Linked DNA regions of Homo sapiens: region 2 is linked to region 1. A link is an interaction called in ENCODE POLR2A ChIA-PET data of the cell type or tissue named here. Cell type or tissue: GM12878. All regions are shown on one strand. Each heading gives the region's core, and the rest is flanking DNA. Links, peaks and the distances in the headings are about the cores only.

Region 1 (12,585 bases), core at 1,512-9,511:
GGGTGGATCACTTGAAGTCAGGAGTTTGAGACCAGCCTGGTGTCAACATGGTGAAACTAAAAGTACAAAAATAAAAAAATTCTACTAAAGTTTTCCACTAAAAAAATTTCTACTAAAAATACAAAAATTAGCTGGGCGTGGTGGTTTGTGCCTGTAAGCCCAGCTACTCGGGAGGCTGAAGCAGGAGAATCGCTTGAACCCAGGGAACGGAGGTGCAGTGAGCCGAGATCATGCCACTGCACTCCAGCTGGGCGACAGAATGAGACTTGGTCTCAAAAAAAAAAAAAAAAAAGGTGTATTTCTCTCTCCAGGGCTGGTCAGGCAACTCCAATGTCATCAGAAAGCCAGAATTCTGCCAGGATAGAAGAGTATCATGGTTACATGAACAGATTCTAGGACCATATTGTATGGGTTTAAACCATGGATCTGCCACTTACCAGCTGTGTGATCCTGGGCATGCTATTTAGCTTCTCTATTTTGAGTTTCATTGTCTGTAAAAGGGGATGATATAGTACCCATCTGTGGTAGGGAGAATAATAGATGTCTGAGTCCTAATCTCTAGAATCTTTGAATGTTACCTTACGTGGCAAAAAGGACTTTGCAGAAGTGATTAAACTAAACATTTTGAGTTGGGGGTATTATCCTGGATTATTTGGGTGGGCTCCATGAAATCCAATGATCCTTATAAGAGGGAGGCAAGAGGTCAGAGTAGTGATAGGAGATGTGAGGATGGAAGCAAGTGGTCGTGGTGATAAGAGGAAAGGCCCACAAGCCAAGGAGTGCAGGTGACCTGTAGAAGCTGAAGAAGGCAAGGAAATGGATTTTCCTGAGTCTCCAGAAGGAAAGAAACACTGATTTTAGATGTCTGACCTCCAGAACTGTAGAAGAATAACTTTGTGTTGCTTGAAGCCACTAAGTTTGTGGTTAATTTGTTACAGCAGCAATAGGAAGTGACTACATATCCCCATTGGGTTAAATGAGTTAATACATGCAAAACACTTTGAAAGGTGCCTGATGGATACTTAGCATGTATATAACTGTTAGCTACTATTATAATATTTATGGCAAAACTCTTGGCCTAGGCTGGGTGGAGTGGCTGACACCTGTAATCCCAGCACTTTGGGAGGCCAAGGTGAGTGGATCACTTGAGGTCAGGAGTTCGAGACCAGCCTGCCCAACGTTGTGAAAGCCTGTCTCTATTAAAAATACAAAGATTAGCCAGGTGTGGTGGTACACACCTGTAAGACCAGCTATTCAGGAGGCTGAGGTATGAGAATCACTTGAACCTGGGAAGCAGAGGTTGCAGTGAGCCGAGATCATGCCACTGCACTCAAGCCTGGGTGACACAGCAAGACTCTGTCACAAAAATTAAAAAACTCTCAACTTACGTCAGAGATGGCTGGTCACGTCCATAATTCAACTAAGTGGAAAGGCACATCACTTCTGCTAACATCAAGTTGACCTAAATTTGGTCACCTGATCACATGTAGCTGCAATGGAGGCTGGGAAATATAATTTTTGTCTGGGTAGCCATGTCAGGTGGTGTCCAGCTGAGATGTAAGAGTTCTGTGACTAAAGATAGAGGAAGGGGTGGTTATTGAAGAACTAACAGCATCGGAAACAATTCCTACTATGAAAGACGAGTTTATGGCCGGGTGTGGTGGCTTACACCTGTAATGCCCATACCTGTAATCCCAGCACTTTGGGAGGCCAAGGCTGGCAGATCACTTGAGCCTAGAAGTTCAAGACCAGGCTGGGCAACATGGGAAAACGTCATCTCTACAAAAAATACAAAAAATTAGCTGGGCTTGGTGGCAGGTGCCTGTAGTCCCAGCTACTTGGGAGGCTGAAGTGGGAGGATCATCTGAGCCCAGGAGATTGAGGCTGCAGTGAGCTGTGATTGCACCACTGCACTCCAGCCTGGGCATCAAAGCAAGACCCTGTCAAAAAAAAAAAAAAAAAAAAAAAAAGGAAAGGAAAAAGAAAAAGAAAGAAAAGAGATGAACTTAGCAAAGGTAACTTCCCTCCAGAGTTTGGTTAGATACAAATATTTCCAGCTGTTTTTTCTTGTGCCATTAATTTCATGCACTATCTGTTAACTCCCCACTGTGTAAGACGAGACATCACTCTTGCTTTCTCTCCTAATTCCTTTTGCTAAACTGCTACATTTGCATCTAGTTCTATATCCATAATTAAAATGTTCTAGTTTTGTGTATTGTCTATCTCTGAATTTCAAATATTGAAAATCAATAAAGTGTTCTTAAACAATATTATGATTATATAAACATTATTCTCTACAGAGCCAAATAGAATCCTGGGACACATAGAGAAGGAACTATAATCTCACAGTTTAAATACTGCTCAAAGAGAAATGATCCAGGCTTCAAGCTCAAGTCTATTCTCCTCCACTCCCTCAGCTATTCAGAGTCATAAGACATTTTAATTCACTTCATATTTGGACCATGACTTTCTTACACAATTTCTTGTTCTCATGAAGTTTCTAATTGCTTTCCTCTTTTCTCCTTGAGAGAAGAAACATATGCCTTTTAAGTCAAGTCATTAAAATCTTCCAGCTTCTTAATTACATTATTTGTTGAATGAAGCCCATTTTCTTCCTAAAGACGTTCTTCTCCAAACCCTCTGACTTCCTGTTCTAATTTTGATGGATGGCTTTATGGACCTCTGGTATTTCTATTCACTGTGCTACTGGGTTAATTCCACTGTTTTGTGAATCTGTTATGTCTCTCTTTCTTGAATTATGTCCCTTTATCTCAAGTATATTTTCAAATAACATTTTTAAAAGGGGTGCATGGAAGGAAAGCTTTCTGAATCTTGGCATGTCTGAAAATGTCTTTAGGTTGTCCTTTCACTGACTGAGTTGGTGAGCATGAACCAGCAGGCTTAGGGTATGTGGCAGAGGGCAGATACACAAACAGACACTCCAGCCTCCACCCTGGGCCACATAAGGAGGGATTTACTCTAGACATCAACACTCCCTGTAGGCACTCTAGTCCTTAGGAAAAATATCACTCACTTTTTTTTTTCTTTTTTTTTTTGAGACGGAGTCTCATTCTGTCGCCCAGACTGGAGTGTAGTGGTACGATCTTAGCTCACTGCAACCTCCGCCTCCCAGGTTCAAGCAATTCTCCTGCCTCAGCCTCCTGAGTAGCTGCGACTACAGGCACGTGCCACCATGCCCGGCTAATTTTTATGTTTTTAGTAGAGATGGGGTTTCGCCATGTTGGCCAGGCTGGTCTTGAGCTCCTGACCTCAGGTGATCTGCCTGCCTCAGCCTCCCAAAGTGCTGGGATTACAGGTGTGAACCACTGTGACTGTCCAAGATGACTTAATTTTTTTAGAAAGCTGTTCCCTCTCTTTAAAAATCTCTCCCCTCCCTGTATGTTCCAGATGTCTGCATTTGTTAGGGGGTGGGGTGTTGATGGCAAATACTGGCTTGTTACTCACTAGGCTTTTACTTGAGTATTTTCTAAACTTTTGTTATTCTTATACCACATCTCAATTTTTGTGGCATCTTCTTGCTACTTTATTGTTATGTACTTATGTATGGTATGATGGTTAATATTAGGTGTCAACTTGATTGGATAAAGGGATGCCTAGATGGCTGGTGTTGTTTCTGGGTGTGTTTGTGAGGGTGTGGGCAGAGGAGATTGACATTTGAATTGGTGGACTGAGAGAGGAAGACCCACCCTCAATGTGGGTGGATGCCATCCTGTCGGCCGCCAGCAGCTGGAACAAGGCAGGTGGAATGAAGATGGGATAACTTTGTTTGCTGATGTTGAGCAACTTTTCATATGCCTGTTTGCCATTTGTATGTCTTCTTTTGAGAAATGTCTGTTCAGGTCTTTTGCCCATTTTAATCAGATTATTAGATTTATAGAGTTGCTTAAGCTCCTTATATATTCCTTTTTTTTTTTTTTTTTTTTTTTGTAGAGATGGAGTATTGCTGTGTCGCCCAGGCTGAGTGCAGTGGCTGATCTCAGCTCTCTGCAACCTCTGCCTCCTGGGTTCCAGCAATTCTCCTGCCTCAGCCACCCGAGTGGCTGGGACTACAGGCGCACGCTGCCATGCTCGGCTAATTTCTTTTGTATTTTAGTAGAGGTGGGGTTTCACCGTGTTGCCCAAGCTGGTCTTGAACTCCTGAGCTCAGGCAATCCTCTCGCCTTGGCCTCCTAAAGTGCTAGGATTACAGGCGTGAGCCACCGCGCCAGGCCGAGCTCCTTATATATTCTTGTCATTAATCCCTTGTTGGATGGATAGTTTGCAGGTATTTTCTCCTGTTCTGTGGGTTGTATCTTCACTTTGTTGATTGTTTCCTTTGCTGTGCAGAATTGTTTTAACTTGATGTATTCCTATTTGCCCATTTTTGCTTTGGTTGCCAGTGCTTGTGGGATATAATTCAAGAAATATTTTCCTATGTCTAATGTCCTGGGGAATTTTCTTGCAGCAGTTTCATGGTTTGAGGTCTTAAAGTTTTTAACTCATTTGATTGGATTTTTGTATATGGTGAGAGATAGGGGTCTAGTTTCATTCTTCGGTATATGGATATCCAGTTTTCAAGGGGGTCTCCTTTAAATAGTCCTTTTTCTCCTCACCCAGATTCTGACATGCTGGGAAAGAAAGCAAAATACGGGTTATGGAAGAACAATAGCCCTTTTATTGTTGATGATATAAAGTGGGGGCCTTAGTGGAGGACAAGAGCTAGAGTCTTCCCAGCTGAACCCCGTCACAGCCTCACTACCTACTAACAAGCATGACTTGATCCCACGCCCCATGTCATGGGCTCACAGCCTCGGTCATGCCTCTCCTGACCACTCTTGGAGTCCTGGTATGTCTGGCCTCATTGACAGAGTGGACTGAGTTTTTGCAGGAGCTGAAGAGACTACTGGAAGAGAGAATTTTTCTTACGGACCAAGGAGCAGGAAGCTGAGAGCTTGGCCCAGAAAACCTTGGTTATCAGAAGGGTGCAGTGGCTCACACCTGTAACCCCAGGACTTTGGGAGGCTGAGATGAGGGGATCACCTGAGGTCAGAAATTTGAGACCAGCCTGACCAACATGGTGAAACCCCATGTCCACTAAAAATACAACATTAGCTGGAGGTGGTGGTGGCGTGCATCTGTAATCCCAGCTACTAGGGAGGCTGAGGCAGGAGAATTGCTTGAACCCAGGAGATGGAGGTTACAGTGAGCTGAGATCATGCCATTGCATTCCAGCCTGGGTGACAGAGCAAGCTTCTGTCTTAAAAAAAAAAAAAGGAATAAATGGTATAAACCACTGGAGAGGAAGAAATAAAATGGTCATCTATATTTATAGATCATGTGATCGTCTACATAGAAAATCTAAGAGATTCTACAGACAAACTATTAAAACTGTTGAGAAGGTTCATGTTGAGAAAGAATTTTCCATGGGTCTGGTTCGTTTCTGGATGCCCTGCACACAGAGGCACTAACTGCCCTTTTGTTCTGGACTGTCTTCAAGGATGTTGGTATATCAACCATCTTTGGAACATATAGTTAGTGTGTCCTTCTTGAACAGGAGACTGATTACTGTCCGGCCTAATAATGTCTCCCTTTGTGATGTCAACCTAAAAAACAGAGAAAGAGGCTCTCTAAAAGAAAATGATATCTATTCGGGAATAGGCATTGCAATGGGAATATGTGTGCCATAGTATACTATATGCATATTCATGGAGATAAAGGCAAAAGATTTTGAGGGAAAAATGAGGAGGATTCCATCATTGTTCAAGATAATTATCCTTGGCTACAAGGATCAACAATAAGGACGGCACTAGTCTGAGGTTGGACAGGCAATTTCTGAGCAGATAGCCTTGCAGTATTTTGTGTGTAAGATTGTGATGGTTGTTGCAGTCTTTTGGGATAGTATTTGTTGTTGTTGTCGTTTTTTAGACAGGGTATCCCTCTGTTGCCCAGGCTGGAGTGCAGTGGCTTCATCACAGCTCACTGCAACCTCTGCCTCCCAAGCTCAAGTGATCCTTTTGCGTCAGCCTCCCAGGTATCTAGAACTACAGGCATGCACCACCACGCCTGGCTAATTGGGATAGTTCTTGTGATTGGGCAACTTGTGCGTGAGAGCTGTCTCTTCATGACCTTCTCCAGCTCTATTTGTCACTTTTAACAGAAGTGACTCCATTTTGATTCTGATAACTTTTACAGTAGCAGAGATCAGGGATTTCAGTTCCCTAAACTCAGGGTTCCTCTGCTATTATGCAAACTCATTGAATGTGCGTCATCTGTCTATACCACCCCCACTGCCCTCAACATCACTGTGGGACTTGGGGGGCAAGTGAAACTATTGACTCAGACATGAAACTGATGCTACTTCCTGGGCTGTGAGTAATAAAGTCCTTTGTCTCTGACCCAAGACTCTCAAGTCTTCTGCCAGCATCCACAATACTGTGACAGCTAAGGATCTGGGCTGGCCTCCTCCCACCTCTGCCTCCCAAAATGTTGGGATTACAGGCATGAGCCAACACGCCTGGCAAAAAGTTTTTAAGAATCAAAAAGTTTTAATAAAGTAAAAAAGTTACTGAAGCGAAGGTTAATTTATTTTTAAAGAAAATTTTAAAAACATATTTAGTGTAGCCTGAGTGTACAGTTTATAAAGTCTACAGTAGTGTATAGTAATGTGCTAGGCCTTCGCGTTCACTCACCACTCACTGACACTCAAGCAACTTCCAGTTCTGCAAGCTTCACTCATAGTAAGTGCCCTATACAGATGTACCATTTAAAAATCTTTCATAATATATTTTTATTGTAACCTCTCTATGTTTAAATATTTTTCGATACACAGCTACTCACCATTGCATTGCCTACAGTAACAGTATAATAACATGCTGTACAGGTTTGTATCCTAGGAGCAACAGGCTGTACCACGTAGTCTAGGTGTACTTGTAGTAGGCTATCTCATCTAAGTGTGGGTAAGTACACTCTGTGATGTTCACACAACAATAAAATCCTCTCTCGGAACACATCCCAGCTGTTAAGCAACAAACATAAAATGCTATTTATAAAAGACACCATTTATAAAAGCATTAAAAAAAACTATGGGATATCTTGGAATAAACCTAAGAGATAAGCAATATTTTTATGGAGAAAATTATACTTTCTTTTTCTTTTTTTTGAGATGGAGTCTTGCTCTGTTGCCCAGGCTGGAGTGCAGTGACACGATCTCGGCTCACTGCAACCTCCGCCTCAAGGGTTCAACAGATTCCCTTGCCTCAGCCTCCTGAGTAGCAGGGACTACAGGAGCCTGCCACCATGCCCAGCTAATTTTTGTATTTTTAGTAGAGACGGGGTTTCACCATGTTGGCCTGGCTGGTCTCGAACTCCTGACTTCAAGCAATCCATCCACCTCAGCCTCCCAAAGTGCTGGGATTACAGGCATGAACCACCATGCCTGGCCTAAAACTTTCTTGATGGTCATTCAAGAGACCCAGATAAATGGAGAAGTATAACTTGCTCATAGAAGAAAACACTTAATTGTAAAGATGTTATTTTTAAATTAACCTATAAATTTATTTTACTTTCAATAAGAGGTTCAAAGAAGAGTTTTTTAAAATTAATATCTTGGGAAACATGTCAAGCTTATCCTAAGGTCATATGAAAGAACAAATAGTTAAGAGTAGCCAAGGTAATTTTGAAGAAAATTAACAAAACGAGGAGAATCACCCTCCACATAACAAGATGTATACAACCAAAGTCATTAAGGCAGGGAGGTATTGGTAGAGGGATGTACAAATAACTGGATGAGATAGAGCTGAAAGCTCAGAAACAGAGCTATGCAGACTGGAAGTTCAACCTATGTCAGAGGTGGCATTTAAATCAATTCCCTCCAATACCTGGTGGTGGGAAAACTGGTTTTCCGTGTGGAAGAAAGAGAAGTATATACCTGTATCACACTGTTAACAAAACTCCCAAGGAATCAAGTCACCATGACTGAGAGCCAGCTAGAAACCATAAATAATAAACTTAGACCCCAAAGACTTCCGATATTGGATTTATCAAACATGGAATATAAAACACCATAATTGTGAATAAAATATTTTAGTAAATATAACATCAAATTACGAAAATGAGCAAGCAAAAAGATACTCTAAAAAATGATCAGGCAGGGCGGGCACAGTGGCTCACACCTGTAATCCCAGTACTTTGGGAGGCCAAGGCAGGAGGATTGCTTGAGCCCAGGAGTTTGAGATCAGCCTGGGCAACATAGCGAGACCTAGTCTCTACAAATAATAATAAAAAAAAATTAGTCGGTCATGGTGGCACACATCTGTGGTCCCAGCTACTCAGGAGGCTGAGGTGGGAGAATTGCTTGAGCCTAGGCGGTAGAGGCTGCAGTGAGCCATGATCATGCATGCCACTGCACTCCAGCCTGGGCAACAGAGGGAGACACTGTCTCAAAAAAAAAAAAAAAAAAAGTGATGAGGTAGATGTGGAAAAAAACAACTAAATAGAGACAATAGAAAGGAAAATGAGATACTGAAATTAAAGAAAAGAAAGAAAACCTGGTGTCTGGGCTGAGTATCAGGTGAGAAACAACATTATAATAGCCACAAGCTGGAAACAATCAGATATTTATCAACAAAACTATGTATGAGTAAGTTGTGTTATATTCATATAATGGAATAGTATACAGTGGTGAAAATAAACATATGATATTTATTCATAACAAAAAGAATAAATCTTAAAAAATGCAATGTAGAGTAAGAAAGCATGACAAAAATAATACACACTGTAAGATTCCATTTATATAAAATCCAAAAACAGGTTAAAACACATCTTTAGGCATGCACAGAGGACAAAGCCATAAAAAGTAAGCAAGACAATGATTACCATAAGGTCAGGGTAATGGTTTCCTTTAAGAGAGAAAGTAAGGGATTGTGATGGGATATACACAGGGAGCTTTTAGGAGTGCCTATCATCTTCTACTTTATGACCTGGGGGATTATGTAGATGTTTGCTTTATAATTGTTATTTAAGCTGTGCAATTGTATTTGATATGCCTTTCCATATTGTGCTGTATTTCACAATTAAAAAAATTTGAGGCCGGGCACGGTGGCTCGTGCCTGTAATCCCAGCACTTTGGGAGGCCGAGATGGGTGGATCACTTGAGGTCAGGAGTTTGAGATCAGCCTGGCCAACATGGTGAAACCCAGTCTCTACTAAAAGTACAAAAACTAGCTGGGCATGGTAGCAGGCATCTGTAATCCCAGCTACTCGGGAGGCTAAGGCAGATAATCACTTGAACCTGGGAGGCAGAGGTTGTGATGAGCCGAGATCATGCCACTGCACTCCAGCCTGGGTGAAAGAGGGAGTCCACCTAAAAAAAAAAAAAATATATATATATATATATGTATATATATATATACATATTTGAAAAGCACAGTAGGTTAGATATAGCTGAAGAGAAAGCTGAAAGACAGATATGAAGAAATTAACCAGAATTCAATAGAGAGAGACAAGGTGATGGAAAATAGAAAAGAATGTGATACAGGGGAAAAAATAATAGGATCTAACATGTTACTAAGCAAATTTCCAGAAAGAGGGAATAGAAAAGATGGAGGGCTGTTGAAAGACAAGAAGAATAGACATTTTTACCTGGACATATTGAATTGAAACTGGAAAACGCCAAAGCTGAATAAAAGCTATTGACAGCCAGAGAGGAAAAATAGATTATGTGCAAAGGAACTGCAATTAGGCAGACAGCAGATTTTGCAACAATAGCCCTTAAAGATAGAAGTCAGAAGAATGATATCTTCAAAATTCCTAGGGAAAAAAACTGTTCATTCGGAAACATGCACCCAGTAAAGACTATCATTCAAGAATGAGGATTAAAGTCATTTGCAAATTTAAAAAGCAAAGGGTTATGATCCAGTGAGTGCACTCTGGGGTGCTTATTCCAGAGAAATGAAACATTTTGTTCACACAAAACTTGCACATGAATGTTCATAGCAGCTTTCTTTGTAATAGCCCCAAACTGGAAACAACCCAGTGTTTTAGTATATGAATGGTTAAACAAACTATGGTACACCCATACCATGGAATACCACTCAGCAATGAAAAGGAAAGAGCTGTCGATACAACAGTCTAGATGGATCTCAAGGAAATTGTGCAGGGTGAGAAAAAGCCAAAAGACGGTCCCAAAAGGTTATGTGTACTGTGATTCCAGTTGTATAACATTCTTGTTATAACAAAAATTATAGAGATAGAGAACAGATTAGTGGTTGCCAGGGGTTGGGATGTTGGAGGGAGGGAAGTAGTAGTGGCTATAAAAGGGTAACCAGTTCCAATGATGGAATAGTTTGTATCTTGACTGTGATGACAGTCACACAAGTTTACATGTGCTAAAATTGCACGGAACCACACACACACACACACACACACAAACACACACACACACGTGCGTATAAAACTGGTAAAACCTAAATAAGATCAGTAGATTGCATCAATGTCATTTTCTTGGCTGTGCTATTGCACTATATTTATGCAAAATGTTACCATTGAGGGAAAGGGGATGTGAGGTATAAGGAATCTTTGTATTATTTCTTACAACAGCATGTCAATCTGCAATTATCTCAAAATGAAGTTTAAAAAAAATCTACCAACAGACTTACAGTAAAAGAATGTCTAAATATATACTTCAGAAAGGAAAAAAATGATCGAAAAAGATACCTGAGATGCAAGAACAAGTTTTGAGGAAATAAAAATGATAAACATGGAGATAAACCTAAACAAACATTGTATAGCATAATGATAATCATGATGGCAATTTGGGGGGCTGAAAACAAAAGGGACAGGACTAAAATGAAATTTGAATGTAAGGAGGAAGGGGGTGGCCATTGGAGCTGGAGTTTCCCAAGGACCTTGTATTGTTGGAAATAGGGTTGGAATATTAAATTTAGGCCTTGTTAAGTGTGCAGTGCAAAAATTTAAGGGGACCTACTCTAGGAATAGGAATAGAGTCAATAATTTCCAAATCAGTAGACAGAAAGGTGAAATAAGAAAACAAACAAAAGCTCAATCTACTTTTCAAAAAGGCAAGAAGGAAACCACAAAGTGGGACAAATTGAAAACAAAAAGCAACATGGTAGAGACAAGCCAAAAATAACACATTGACAATACACACTTAGAAGTGAGATGCTTCAAAACACCTCTTTTCATTATCGATTGACTAATCAGTAAAAAAATTAGTAAAGGTATGGAAAATTTGAACAACACAATTAACAAGCTTGATTTAGTGACATAAAGAGAATCCAACGCCCAATGCTTATTCTTCTCAAGTACACATGGAGCATTTACAGACATGGACCACATTCCAGGCAGTAAAGCAAGTCTTAATTTCAAGAATCACAGTGATACACACCATACTCTCTGGTCAAAATACCATTAAGAGTTGGTGACAAAGAGAAATAATACCCACATGTTTGGAAATTTAAAAACACATTTCTGGAAACAACCCAAATGTACATCAACAGTTGAATAGAACAATAAACTGTAATATATTTGTACAACGGAATGCTATACACCAAAACACATCACACACAAGCACACACACACAACCATTGTAACGGACAACAGGGATGAACCTCACAGACCTAATTTTGAGTGAAAGAAGCCAGAAAGAGTAGATACTCTCTAATTCCATTTGCATGAAATTCAAAAGGGACCAGAACTAATCTATGGAGATAGAAGTTGGAGTAGTAGTTACCTCTGGGGATACGGGGGAGGTTATGACTGGAATTCTGAAAATATTCTATATCTTGCTCTAACTTAGGAAATAAAAAAGAACAATAGAACAAACCTAGTGAAAGCAGAACAAAGGAAAGGATAAGAACAAAAATTAATAAAACAGAAAACAAAGGGGACTAATGAGCCAAAAGTTGGTTCTTTGAGAAGATAAAAAAAAATAGTCAAACCTCCGAGGCTGATTTGTTTTAAAAGGAAGGGCACAAATTAATAAATACTAAGAATGCAAATGATATGATAACTACAGACCCAGGAGAGATTGAAAAGATAAAAACAGAATGATCTCAATAACAATTTCTTTAATGTTATTATTTATTTCTCATTTCCATTTCTTTTTTTTTGACACGGAGTCTCGCTCTGTCGCCCAAGCTGGAGTGCAGTGGTGTGATCTTGACTCACTGCAACCTCTGCCTCCCGGGTTCAAGCAATTCTCCTGCCTCAGCCTCCTGAGTAGCTGGGATTACAGGTGCGTGCCACCATGCCTGGCTAATTTTTGTATTTTTAGTACAGATGGGGTTTCACCATGATGGTCAGGCTGGTCTTGATCCATGCTCTTCGGCCTCCCAAAGTGCTGGGATTATAGGCGTGAGCCACCGTGCCAGGCCTCCATTTATTTTTTATTTTTATTTTTTGAGACAGAGTCTTGCTCTTTCCCCAGACTGGAGTGCAGTGGCACAATCTTGGCTCGCTGCAACCTCTGCCTCCTGGGTTCAAGCGATTCTCCTGCCTCAGCCTCTGGAGTAGCTGGGACTACAGGAGCATGCCGCCATGCCCGGCTAATTTTTGTATTTTTAGTAG
Region 2 (12,585 bases), core at 1,474-9,473, 420 kb after region 1:
GCCTGAGCCACATCACCCGGCCTTATCTGCTGAATTTAATGACAAGGAGATCGCCAGTGACCTCAGTAAGAACTGTTTCAGTGGCCAAGCAGAAAGTCACTCTGGCAGATCGAGTGGCAGGGAAGGCCATGGAGACCTTTTATGTAGTTTTGGGGGTGAGAGTGTTGAGATAGATAAGGCTGATATCAGCTGCAAGGTGGTAAGAAGCTTTTTTTTTTTTTTTTTTGAGACAGGTAGGCTATCACAGCTCACTGTAGCCTCAGCCTGCTGGGCTCAAGCAATCCTCCCACCTCAGCCTCTCAAGTAGCTGGGACCACAGACGTGCACCACCACGCCCGGCTGAGTTTTTGTATTTTTTGTAGAGGTGGGGCTTTATGCCATGTTGCCCAGGCTGGTCTCAAACTCCTGAGCTCAAGCAGTCTACCCACCTGGGCCTCTCAAAGTGCTGGGATTACAGGCATGAGCCATTATACCCAGACACTTTTTTTTTCTTTTTTTAATGGGAGAGGCTTTGAGCTTGTTAGGAGCCAGTGAGAAGGATCTGGGGAGAGGGAGAGGCTATGTTTACAAGAGAGAAGGGACTGTGGATGGTGTGGGCTCCTGAGAAGACAGGAGGAGCTGGATCCAGAGTGCAGGTGGCGGGGGCCAGCCGCGGCGGCAGGGCAGGGCAGGGCAAGGCAAGGCAGAAAGAAAGAAAGGCCAGGCGCGGTGGCTTATGCCTGTAATTCCAGCACTTTGGGAGCCTGAGGCAGGTGGATCACCTGAGGTCGAGAGTTCAAGACCAGCCTGGCCAACATGGTGAAACCCCGTCTCCACTAAAAAATACAAAAAATTAAGCCGGGCATGGTGGCGGGTGCCTGTAATTGCAGCTACTGGGAAGGCTGAGGCAGGAGAATAGCTTGAACCCAGGAGGCGGAGGTTGCAAGTGGGCCTAGATCGCACCACTGCACTCCAGCCTGGGCAACAGAGCGAGACTCAAAAAAAAAAAAAAAAAGGAGGAAGGAATATATAGAGAAGAGAGAGAAAGAGAAGAAAGAAAAAAAGAAAGAGTCAGGCGCGGTGGCTCACGCCTGTAATCCCAACACTTTGGGAGGCTGCGGCGGGTGGCTTATGAGGTCAGGAGTTCGAGACAAGCCATGACTAACATGGTGAAACCCCATCTCTACTGAAAATACAAGAATTAGCTGGGCATGGTGGCACTCGCCTGTAATCCCAACTACTTAGGAGGCTGAGACAGGAGAATCGCTTGAACCTGGGAGGCAGAGATTGCGGTGAGCTGAGATCCCGCCACTGCACTCCAGCCTGGGTGACAGAATGGGACTCTGTCTCAAAAAAAAAAAAAAAAAAAAAAGAGAGAGAGAGAGAAAAGGAAGGAAGGAAAAGGAAAGGAAATGAAAAGAAAAAAGAAAGCAGGCCAGGTGCAGGGGCTCACGCCTGTAATCCCAGCACTTTGGGAGGCCGAGGCAGGCAAATCACCTGAGGTCGGGAGTTTGAGACCAGCCTGACCAACATGGAGAAACCCCGTCTCTACTAAAAATACAATAATTGGCAGGGCATGGAGGCACACACCTGTAATCCCAGCTACTCGGGAGGCTGAGGCAGGAGAATCACTTGAACCCGGGAGGCGGAGGTTGCAGTGAGCCGAGATCACGCCATTGCACTCCAGCCTGGGTGACGAGTGAAACTCCAAAAAAAAAAAAAAAAAGGAAGGAAGGAAGGAAAGAAAAAAAAGGAAAGAAAAAGGGAAGGGAAGGGAAAGAAAAAGGAAAAAGAAAGAGCTGGGTCAGGGGAGAACAGAGATCAAAGGCAGAGAGGACTGATGGGCAGGAATGTGGGGCTTCCTCTGTGAGCATTGGCAGGTGAAGACAGAGATGTGAGGCCTGGGTGACATGTTCTCATCTGTCACTCTGGGATTACAGTCAGGGGGCTCATTCTGTGTGGCTGGGATGAGATTTGTATTTTAGAAAAAGTAACTGAGTGGGGTGGTGGCCAGCCTTCCCCTGGCGGGAGATCAGGGAGAAGTCTGTATCCACTGTCCCCAGGAACTTTCACCCCAGCTCACTTAGGAGAGGGATTCAAGAAGCTATCTTGGCTTGGCTTGCAGCTCTCTAGGTAAAAATATCTCCAAACGAAGGAAGGAATTTTTCCCCCAGTGCACATGCATTTGCAATTTATGCAAAGGAGTAGATTGCTGTTGCCTCTGCACAGTTCCTGCCTTCTAAGTAACAAAGACACAGCAAGGCCGGTTATGATTTACAATCACCACAGCCCTCAGATTAGTGTTTCGGAGCTGACGCAACCAGGTGGGAAAGGTATTCCTCTTATTTTGTTCTTATTATTATTTGTTAATTAGCTGCATGTAACTGCTACACAAGCAGAAGTCCTGTAATATTTGACTTGGTGTTTGTTTGTTTGTTTGTTTTGAGACCGAATTTCGCACTTTCACCCAGGCTGGAGTGCAAGGGCACGATCTCAGCTCACTGCAACCTCCACCTCCCGGGTTCAAGTAATTCTCCTGCCTCAGCCTCCTGAGTAGCTGGGATTACAGGTGCGTGCCACCACGCCCAGCTAATTTTTTGTATTTTTAGTAGAGACGAGTTTTCCCCATGTTGGCTAGGCTGATCTCGAACTCCTGACCTCGTGATCCACCCACCTTGGCCTCCCAAAGTGCTGGTATTACAAGTGTGAGCCACTGCACCGGCCTTGACTTGGTTTTCTAATAAAAAATAATAACTTTAAAATTGAGATTGTTGCCGGGCGCGGTGGCTCACGCCTGTAATCCCAGCACTTTGGGAGGCTGAGGCGGGTGGATCACAAAGTCAGGAGATGGAGACCATCCTGGCTAACATGGTGAAAACCCGTCTCTACTAAATGTACAAAAAATTAGCCGGGCGTGGTGGCGGGCGCCTGTAGTCCCAGCTACTTGGGAGGCTGAGGCAGGAGAATGGTGTGAACCTGGAAGACAGAGCTTGCAGTGAGCCGAGATCACGCCACTGCACTCCAGCCTGGGAGACAGAGTGAGACTCCGTCTCAAAAAAATAAAAAAATAAAAAAATAAATAATAAAATAAAATTGAGATTGTTTATAAGACACTGAATCTGATTTTTTTTTTTTTAATAGAGATGGGATCTCACTATGTTGCCAAGGCTAGTCCCAAACTCCTGGCCTCAAGCCATCCTCTGGCCTTGGCCTCCCAAAGTGTTGGGATTACAGGCATGAGTGACTATACCCAGGCTACATCTAAATTTTTTAAAAGATATATTTAGGCCAGGCATGGTGGCTCACGCCTGTAATCCCAGCACTTTGGGAGGCCAAGGTGGGTGGACCACATGAGCCCAGGAGGGTATGAGACTAGGCTGGGCAACAGGGCGAGACCCTGTTCTCTACAAAAAATACAAAAATCCACTGGGCATGGTGGGATGCGCCTGTAGTCCCAGCTACTCGGGAGGCTGAGGCAGGAGAATGGCGTGAACCCCGGAAGTGGAGCTTGCAATGAGCTGATATCACGCCACTGCACTCCAGCCTGGGCGACAGAGCGAGACTCCATCTCAAAAAAAAAAAAATTCATTTAAATCTGCACTCACCATCGGAGGAAGAGACGGCCTTTTCCAGGCCTGGGTCATAGCCCTGAATACCCCGGTTTGTACTGATTTCCTTCCCCTCCTCTACTAAGTGGGTCCTGAGTTCCCAAAGGGCAGGGACCCCAACTTCTTCACTTCTGCATCCCGGAGCTAGCACAAAGCCTGACATAGACTAAACGTTCTGTGAATAAATAAGTGATGAACCCTGGCTGGGTGAGGGCATGTCAGATGTGGGATGGATGGATAAATGGGTCTAGCTGGTTATAGATAAATGAGTGAATGATTGTTGGGTGTGAGGATGAAGGAAGGCCAGAGCCATGCTGAGAATGGGAAGAACAGCCCCCACTCCATGTCAAGTGGAGAGAGCAGCACCTGTGGGCCAGTCAGGGAGGCCTTCCTACCAAAAGAGGGAACTGAGCTACACTGTGAAAACTAAGGAGGACTTGGATAAAGCCAAAGGGAGGCCCAGCGCAGTGGCTTATGTCTGTAATCCCAGCATTTTGGGAGGCCAAGGCAGGAAGATTAATTGAGGCCAGGAGTTCAAGACTACTCAGGGCAACATAGTGAGACCCAATCTCTACAAAATATTTTAAAATTACCCAGATGTGATGGCACATGCCTGTAGTCCCAGCTACTAAGGAGGTGAGGCAGGAGGATGCCTTGAGCCCAGGAATTTGAGGTTACAGTGAGCTGTGATCACCACATTGCACCCCAACCTGGGCAAAAGTGCAAGACTCTTTCTCAAAATAAAATATAAAATAAAAAATAAGGCAAAGGCAAATGAAGGTAGGACTTTAACTGCTGTTACAGCCTCTTGGGGGCAGGAGCTGATGGGAAATACAGGATTGAGCCAGATCCTAGTGGGCCCTCGGTGCCAAACTAAGAAGCTTAGACTGTTAAGCCTTCTATTAATTAGCCACTATGTATCAAGTCTAATTGTCTGTTAGTTTATGTGATATCTCTATATCCCCACAACAACTTCTCAAGAGAGGGATTATCTTCTCTATTTATAGTTGAAGAAATAGATTCAGAGAGGGAAAGTGACTTGCCCTAAGTCACACAGCAGAGCTGGAATTTGAATCTGAGTTTAAATGACTACAAATCTGCTACTGCTTTAAAAAAAAAAAAAAAAAAAAACCTCTCTCTGTTTTCTATCAATAAGGTCACAGAGAACAGAGGGGGTTTGAGTGGGTACCACTTTGGCTGGAGATGATATCACCTCTTAGGTGGATTTTTTTTTTTTTTTTGAGACAGAGTCTTGCTCTGTCACCTAGGCTGGAGTACAGTGGCGCGATCTTGGCTCACTGCAGCCTCTGCCTCCCAGGCTCAAGCAATTCTCCTCCCTCAGCCTCCCAATCTGCTGGGAATACAGGCATGTGCCACCACACCCAGCTAACTTTCGTATTTTCAGTAGAGATGGAGTTTCACCATGTTGGCCAGGCTGGTCTTGAGCTCCTGACCTCAAGTGGTCCGCCGACCTTGGCCTCCCAAAGTGCTGGGATTACAGGCGTGAGCCACTGCGCCCAGCCTTAGGTGGAAATATTTGGCAGGGTGCCTCCTCAGCTGCACCATGAGCCTGGATTGCTCTGTCACAGCCTCCTCCGTCCTCTGATGGAGACCTTCTCCCTTAGGGCCAGGTAACAGCTGAGTCAAGAACATCAAGCTGGACCCCAGAACACCAAGGCTCCCAAGGCCAGGCAGAGTCAGGGTGGAAGGAGGAAGAGTGGAGTGGAGGAAGTGTGGGATAGGAGCAGCAGACAGAGACCGTGGCAGAGGCCCCTGGACAAGCCTGGGGAGTTTCTCCCCCAAGGCCAGCAGCTGATGGAAGTCAAGGCTGGAAGGGCCCTTGGAGATTACCTAGTCCAGTGACTTCCATGCATGGAAGAGGAGCCCCAAACCCAGCGGGGAAAGTGGGCTGCCCAAAGTCACCCAGGAGTCAGAGGCAGACTTCCCACCACAATTTACACCTCTTGACTCCCTTACCAGTGCCAAGATGGGAAAAGGTGGTGCCAAGATGGGACAGGTGGCTGAGAAAGGCCTATTCTGCCACCAACCTGCTGTGTGACCTTGGACAAGTCACTTCCCCTCTCTGAGCCTCATGTTCTCTTTCCTCAAAATGAAATAATGATTCCAGCTCTGCCTTTCTGCCAAGGAGCATCCAGTGAGAGATGAGCTTTACAATCTGCACATCCCTGGGAGGGGAGTCACCGACAAGAGGCAGGCTGGTGCCAAGTGGGTAAATGCCAAGGTTGGGCCTGGCACCACCAGGCTTCCCTCACCACCTTACCCAAGCCTGCAGCTTCCTTGGTCTCTGCCCAAGCCTTGCCATCTGTGTGGTAGCATCAGCTCCACCTCCTCCTGCCTCCCTGCCTGGAAAAAGGCTTCTTATATCTTCTCACTTTATCTGAATATTCCCTCCCCCTCCCCAGCCAGACCCTCTTCTCTCCTCTTCTGTTGTAGTTAGGACTCTTTGTTGCAAATGACAAAAATCAGCAGGACAAGGAGGGAGAACCAGCTTTAGGCATGGCTGTATTCAGAGGCCTGAAAGATGGCTCAGGACATTCCCTTGTGTGTTCAGTCTTCCTCCCACACACACTCTCTCTGTACCTTAGCTATGGCTTTCTCCTCAGGCGGGCCATCCACCTGAGGTGGCCAAGGCAGCCACCAACAGCTCCAAGCTCACACCACACCCATTCAGGTATCCTGGCAGGATAGCAGCTCTGTTCTGATTGTTCCAGCAAATATCTAGGGTGATTCTCAGGGGCAGAGCATGGGGTGAGCGCCTATCCCTAAATTCATCATTGTCTTTGATTATTTGGCTAGACTTGGCTTACCTGCCCACCCCAGAAACTAGAAATGAGTCAGCCCCACTCAAGCCATGTGGACAGAGTGGTAGGAGGTGGTTCTTTAAAGCAAAATTTGGCTGGGCGCAGTGGCTCACGCCTATAATCCCAGCACTTTGGGAGGCTGAGGTGGGTGGATCATTTGAGGTCAGGAGTTCAAGACCAGCCTGGCCAACATGGTGAAACTCTGCCTGTACTAAAAATACAAAAATTAGCTGCGTATGGTGGCAGGTGCCTGTAGTCCCAGCTACTCGGGAGGCTGAGGCAGGAGAATTGCTTGAACCTGGCAGGTGGATGTTGCAGTGAGCTGAGATAGTTCCACTGCACTACAGCCTGGGCGACAGAGCGGGACTCTGTTTAAAAATAATGATAATAAATATTTAGAAATAAAAAATAAACGACCATTTTATTTAGTTCATGATTCTGTGGGTCAGCTGGGAGATTCTTCTGGTCTGGGCTATGTGTCTGTGGTCAGCTAGTGACCCGGGGTGATCTAGCATGGCCTCGCTCACATGGTTGATGGCTGATGGGCTATTAGCCGGGGTGCCTTCGCTCTCCTCCCCGTGGCTTCTCATCCTCCAGCAGGTCAGCTGGGGCTTGTTCACAAGGTGGTCTTGTTATAAGTGAAGCAAGTTGGCAAGCTCCAATGAACGCCGTTTTTTTTTTTTCTTTTCTTTTTTTTGAGACGGGGTCTCACTCTGTCGCCCAGGCTGGAGTGCAGTGGCATGATCTTGGCTCACTGCAACCTCCGCCTGCTGGGCTCAAGAGATTCTCTCACCTAAGCCTCCCGAATAGCTGGGACTACAGGTGCGCACCACCACACCTGGCAATGGTTTGTATTTTTTGTTGAGACGGGGTTTCACCAGGTTGCCCAGACTGGATGCATGCATTTTTCAAGCCTTTTTCAAACATGGTTTGCATTGTGTTTGCCAAAGTCCCTTTAGGCAAAGCAAGTCGCATGGGCAAGCACAGCATTAGTGTGGAAGGGCACTACTGAAGAGCATGGAAATAGGAAGAGGAGGATTCGAGGCCAATTTTGCAATCTATTCCAGCTCCTTCAGGGAAGGGGAGTGAAAAGCATTCCTTCTCTGTAGCCCAGGAATGCCATGGGCCAGGGCAAGCTCCAGATGGGGATCCTTGGAAGAGGTGACTCGGGCTCCAGGACTTCCTTGCCCTCCAAGGCTAGGGGTGGCAGTCTGGATTCTGATCCCACCATCTTCTCCACATGGAGAAGGTGCAGGAGCTTGAGCCGCTAGAGGGAAGGGCCTCCTTGGCAGGGAGGAAGGTGTTCTGAACCCTCACTCCTATCACCTTTCAGCCCACCCCAAAGTGATGATCAGGCTTAAGGACCCCCCAGCATCCCTTTGGTAGTGAAGGACTGGATTGTTCTGAGGCTTATGCCTCATCACCATGGTAACTGGTGCCACCTGCTCCCCAAGGTCAAGCAGGAATCCCTGTCCTTCCCTTTCAGGGGGGTGACAGTGGCCTCAGCCTGTCTCTTCCACAGGTGGCTGCGCTGGAGCGGCAGATCTTTGACTTCCTGGGCTACCAGTGGGCTCCCATCCTAGCCAACTTCCTGCACATCATGGCAGTCATCCTGGGCATCTTTGGCACCGTGCAGTACCGCTCCCGGTACCTCATCCTGGTACGGCTCACCTAGCCCCTTCCCAAGCCAACTCCTCTCCTCACCCCTGCCCACTCCACCCCTCCCTGCTCCTCAAAACCAGAACTGCCCCCCAACACTGGGGCACTGGTCTTGGCTCCACCCAAAACAAGATGGGGTGAATGTGCACAGCCCCATGCTTCTTTGCTCAGAGGAGACAAGGGTTTTTTTTTTCCTGAAGAATTTTTTAGGGAAATAATCCAAATATAAACAAAATGGATCATGTAGTGAGTGCCTGGCACGTGCCAGGCACGCTGCGAAATTTCACATGCTTCATCTCATGTCTACAATAGCCCTGTGAGGTAGATCTTAACAGCTCCATTTTCCAGATGAGGAAACTGAAGCTCAGAAAGGTTGCGAGTCTTCCTAAGGTCACACAGCTAATGAAAGCAAGGCAGGATTAGAACATCAGATCAACAGTGAAGGCTCCTGCTGCGGCACCACACGGCCTCAGGAAGGGGTGGGCGCAAGGACACAGGAGGGATGGGCTTCATCTTATTTAGTTTCTCAAGAAGCTTCAGGAAGGCTTGGCATTTGTCTCTCTTGCCCGATGTACATCAAGGATGTGTTCTGGAGCAGCTAGTGTGGCTTTGAGGTCAGTGCCTCCCTGCACTCCAGCCCCAGGAGTCTGGGTCTCTCTCCTCCTCCCCGACAGCCTCTTCCCAAGTCCTGGTCCCTGATAGTCTCTGTCAAACTCCTGCTTTCAGCTAGATTCACCCATATTCCCTGCTGTTCCTCAGTGACCTCTTCACATGGCTCTCTTGAGGGAAAAGGCTTTTCACTAGATTTACTACATACATGCTTGACACCTACAATCACAATGACATGCAATGTCATGCTGCCTCCAGAGCCCACACACACTCATTCTAGGACTTCTCTCCCCACCTCCACAGGCTCAGTTCCCAGAAGCCAGGTGAACAGGACCCTAACAAGGCTCTCTCTCATCTGACATAAGAGAACACTTCTCTCCAGTTCTCAGGAAAGCCCCAGACACCACTGTCAACAACACTATCTGCCAGGTGACAGCCACTAGAATTGCAGGCACAGGACTTGGGTAGAAGCATCCAGGTCTCAAATCGACCCTAACCTCCTCTCCAGCTCACTACCGTGGGTGGAATGCTGTTCTCCCCAGAGGTGGCCACATTCGGGATGTGGGAAAACTGAGGGGCCCAGGGGCCTCAGTGCTGACCTAGCATTGCTGCTCCAGCATTGCTGCTCCCAGTCCCTCCCATCCCAGCCCTCTCCTTCCAGACAGATGGAAAGATTGCTGGAGCGGGGCACATTGACCTGTGTCATTCAAGTACAATTTATAGAGCAAGGAAGGGAGGGAGGAAAGTGATGGAGTGAGGGCATCCAGGGCCCAGGCTGGACTCCCGTTCTATGCTTGGGGTCTCAGTTTGGTCTGCTCACCCCAGCCTTTCTCCAGGCCCCATCCATGATCCTGCCTCCACCTGCCCTGGTTCCCTTATACCCAGACTCCAGCCACAGCCATGTGAGAAGATGTCACACACATACTCAGGCACAAGGCTGCAGGATAACCTCCTGTCTCTTTTGGTCTAAAGTTCCCAGCATCCACTGCCCTCCAGCCTGGGTGACAGACCAAAATCTTGTCTTAAAAAAAAAAAAAAAAAAAAAAACACAAAAGAATTAAGACTTTTTTTTTTTTTTTGAGACGGAGTTTCGCTCTTGTTGCCCAGGCTGGAGTCCAGTGGCATGATCTCAGCTTACCACAACCTCCACCTCCCAGGTTCAAGTGATTCTCCTTCCTCAGCCTTCCGAGTAGCTGGGATTACAGGCATGTGCCATCATGCCTGGCTAATTTTGTATTTTTAATAGAGACAGGGTTTCTCCATGTTGGTCAGGCTGGTCTCAAACTCCCGACCTCAGGTGATCTGCCCACCTTGGCCTCCCAAAGTGCTGGGATTACAAGCGTGAGCCACTGCGCCTGGCCTCTTTTTTTTTTTTTTTTAAATATGGGTTTTCTCCATATTGCCCAGGCTGGTCTTGAACTCCTGAGCTCAAATGATCTGCCCACCTCAGCCTCCCAAAGTGCTAGGACTACAGGTATGAGCCACTGCACCTGGCCCATTTCCTATAGTCTTAATGGGTTCATCCAGCTATTCTGTGCTAGGCATTGGCATTGCAGTGGTGAGCCAGGCAGTCAGAGTCCTCGCCCTCTAGTGGCTTACCACCTGGAACATGTTTCTGAAAGTGTCATCTGAGTCACAATCTCCTAGGGATTGCTTAAGCAATCCCTTTTAAACATCCCTAGAAATTCAGAATCAGTAGGTCTAGAGGTAGGACCCAAGAATCTGCATTTTTGACAAACATCCTTGAATGATTCCAGTATTCTAGAGACAGCTGGTCTAGAGGATGTTGTTAGCACAGTGGATGGGATTAGCTATCAGAGAACTTGATTTGAGTGGCAGCCCTACCTCCTCCTAGCTGTGTGATCTTAGAAACCTTAAACTTCCTTTCAGTTTTAAGTTAGTTCTCTCTAAAAGAGGGCAGTGCTGACCTTGCAGGGCTGTTGTAAGGCCTGATGGGTGTGTAAATGATTTGTAAGCTACACTGTGCTCTCTGAGTGAGGTATTCTCATAATTTCCCCTGCCCAGATCTCCTCATCCCTGAGCTCTGTCTCCATTGACACTCCCCATCCCCCACTCCCCAGGCCCCACCCTGATCCCACCTCTGCTTTCCCCAGTATGCAGCCTGGCTGGTGCTCTGGGTTGGCTGGAATGCATTTATCATCTGCTTCTACTTGGAGGTTGGACAGCTGTCCCAGGTAAGCCTCAGACCTGGCAGTGCCATAGGGCAGAGCCTGACCATTCCCATCCCCTGCCCTAAGGGTACTGTGGTATAGGACCAGAGCATCATGTCTCGAAGAAGTCTCTCTCTCCTTACATGCCCAAATAATCTGTGTGCCCCATTTCCTACTTACACAATTTATTTCTGGCTTCCTCAAACACAATGATGGAGCAGATAAGGCTGAAGAGCAGTCCATGTGAAGATGAGCCAGGGGTCCCAGTTGATCACAAGCTCAGTAAAAACCAACAGTATGTGGGAGCCCAGAAAGCTACTCTTAGGCCCCGCTAATAGAGGTAGAGTATTCAGAGCAAGGGAGGTGAAAATGCCATGCGCTTTGTAGTGCTTAGACCACAAAGATTTGGGTTAATTCTGATCAATATTTTTCAGAAGGGAAAGAGACTAGTTAGAGTTTGTTCAGGGAAGATTGAGCAGACCAAGAAAGTAGGACTGTTTCGCTTGAATAAGAGCAAGCCCAGAGAGACACAACTTCTATTTTTAGATATAAAAGAGGCAAAATATGTGAATTTAAGAGCATTGGCTTTGTAGTTTGACCCTGCTAGATTCAAATCCCAGCTCTAAAACCTTCTAGCTGTATTACCCTGGGCAAGTGGCTGATCCTCTCTGAGCCCCAGTTTCCTCATCTAGTAAGTGGACATAAGAGCAACTGCAACTTCATGTGGTTGCTGAGGGGATAAAATAAGGTCACACATCTGAGTGCTTGGCCCCTGGTCGGCAGGCAGTGAGTATTTATCTGTTGAATGAGTGACTGCATGGATGGGCACATGGGTACACACCCTGGGTAAGAACTTCTGATCTAGGCCAGCCCCTTCTCCATTTAACAAATGTGGAGACCAAGGCCCCAAAGGAGAGGTTCGCCCAGGGTCGCACACAGGGGGAGCAGTGGAGATACTGAATGGGCTGTTAAGGGGCTGGTACTGAGGATTTCACCTGTGGCTGGGAAATTGTTAATGTTCCTTCCAGCTCTGAAAATTCTGAGGCCCCTGTGAGTCCACACAAACCCCTTCCCATCTCAGTGACAAAAGAGTGAGGCCTGTGTGGTCATTAAGTGCCACCTGTTGGTCAAATATGGACTTGCAGGTGCAGGCTCCCTGAATCCCTTCACCGATCAATATAGTCTTCCTGGGCTGGGGGAGTAGCTCCCCCCTCCCTCTCCCTCACACTCAGTATCCCAGGCCCCTTTGCCCCCAGGACCGGGACTTCATCATGACCTTCAACACATCCCTGCACCGCTCCTGGTGGATGGAGAATGGGCCAGGCTGCCTGGTGACACCTGTTCTGAACTCCCGCCTGGCTCTGGAGGACCACCATGTCATCTCTGTCACTGGCTGCCTGCTTGACTACCCCTACATTGAAGCCCTCAGCAGCGCCCTGCAGATCTTCCTGGCAGTAAGTCCTTCTGTCCCCCACCCTACACACACTTCCCGATCCCTTTCTTTAGCTCTGGTTGAGGGGATGGGTTGGGCGCAGTGGCTCACGCCTGCAATCCCAGCACTTTGGGAGGCCATGGCTGGTGGATCACCTGAGGTCAGGAGTTCAAGACCAGACTGACCAACATGGAGAAACCCCGTCTCTACTAAAAATACAAAATTAGCCAGGCATAGTGGCACATGCCTGTAATCCCAGCTACTCAGGAGGCTGAGGGAGGAGAATTGCTTGAACCCAGGAGGTG

Evidence for each region. ChIA-PET counts read pairs that join two places held together with the same protein. Peaks named below come from ENCODE experiments on the same cell type or tissue, not always from the same donor. Only the 100,000 strongest peaks of a DNase experiment are listed, where the experiment ranks them.
Region 2: POLR2A ChIA-PET joins it to region 1 with 8 read pairs; 2 of 35 experiments call an interaction of 5 or more read pairs at or near these places.

What each region holds. Positions count from the first base shown.
Region 1 is chr1:31,599,760-31,612,344 of GRCh38, reverse strand. No RefSeq gene overlaps it. Among named protein-coding and RNA genes, the nearest start is that of HCRTR1, 12 kb to the left of the region's middle. RefSeq lists an enhancer at 5,887-7,086. In GM12878, for the core only: no CTCF peak of the experiment used is centred there; a DNase peak (open chromatin) is centred at 6,294; H3K27ac peaks cover 998 bases.
Region 2 is chr1:31,183,534-31,196,118 of GRCh38, reverse strand. It overlaps NKAIN1 (sodium/potassium transporting ATPase interacting 1), which reads left to right. Exons shown (of 7, transcript NM_024522.3): 2 at 7,932-8,069; 3 at 10,792-10,872; 4 at 12,105-12,302. Among named protein-coding and RNA genes, the nearest start is that of NKAIN1, 50 kb to the left of the region's middle. RefSeq lists an enhancer at 11,843-12,137. In GM12878, for the core only: no CTCF peak of the experiment used is centred there; no DNase peak of the experiment used is centred there.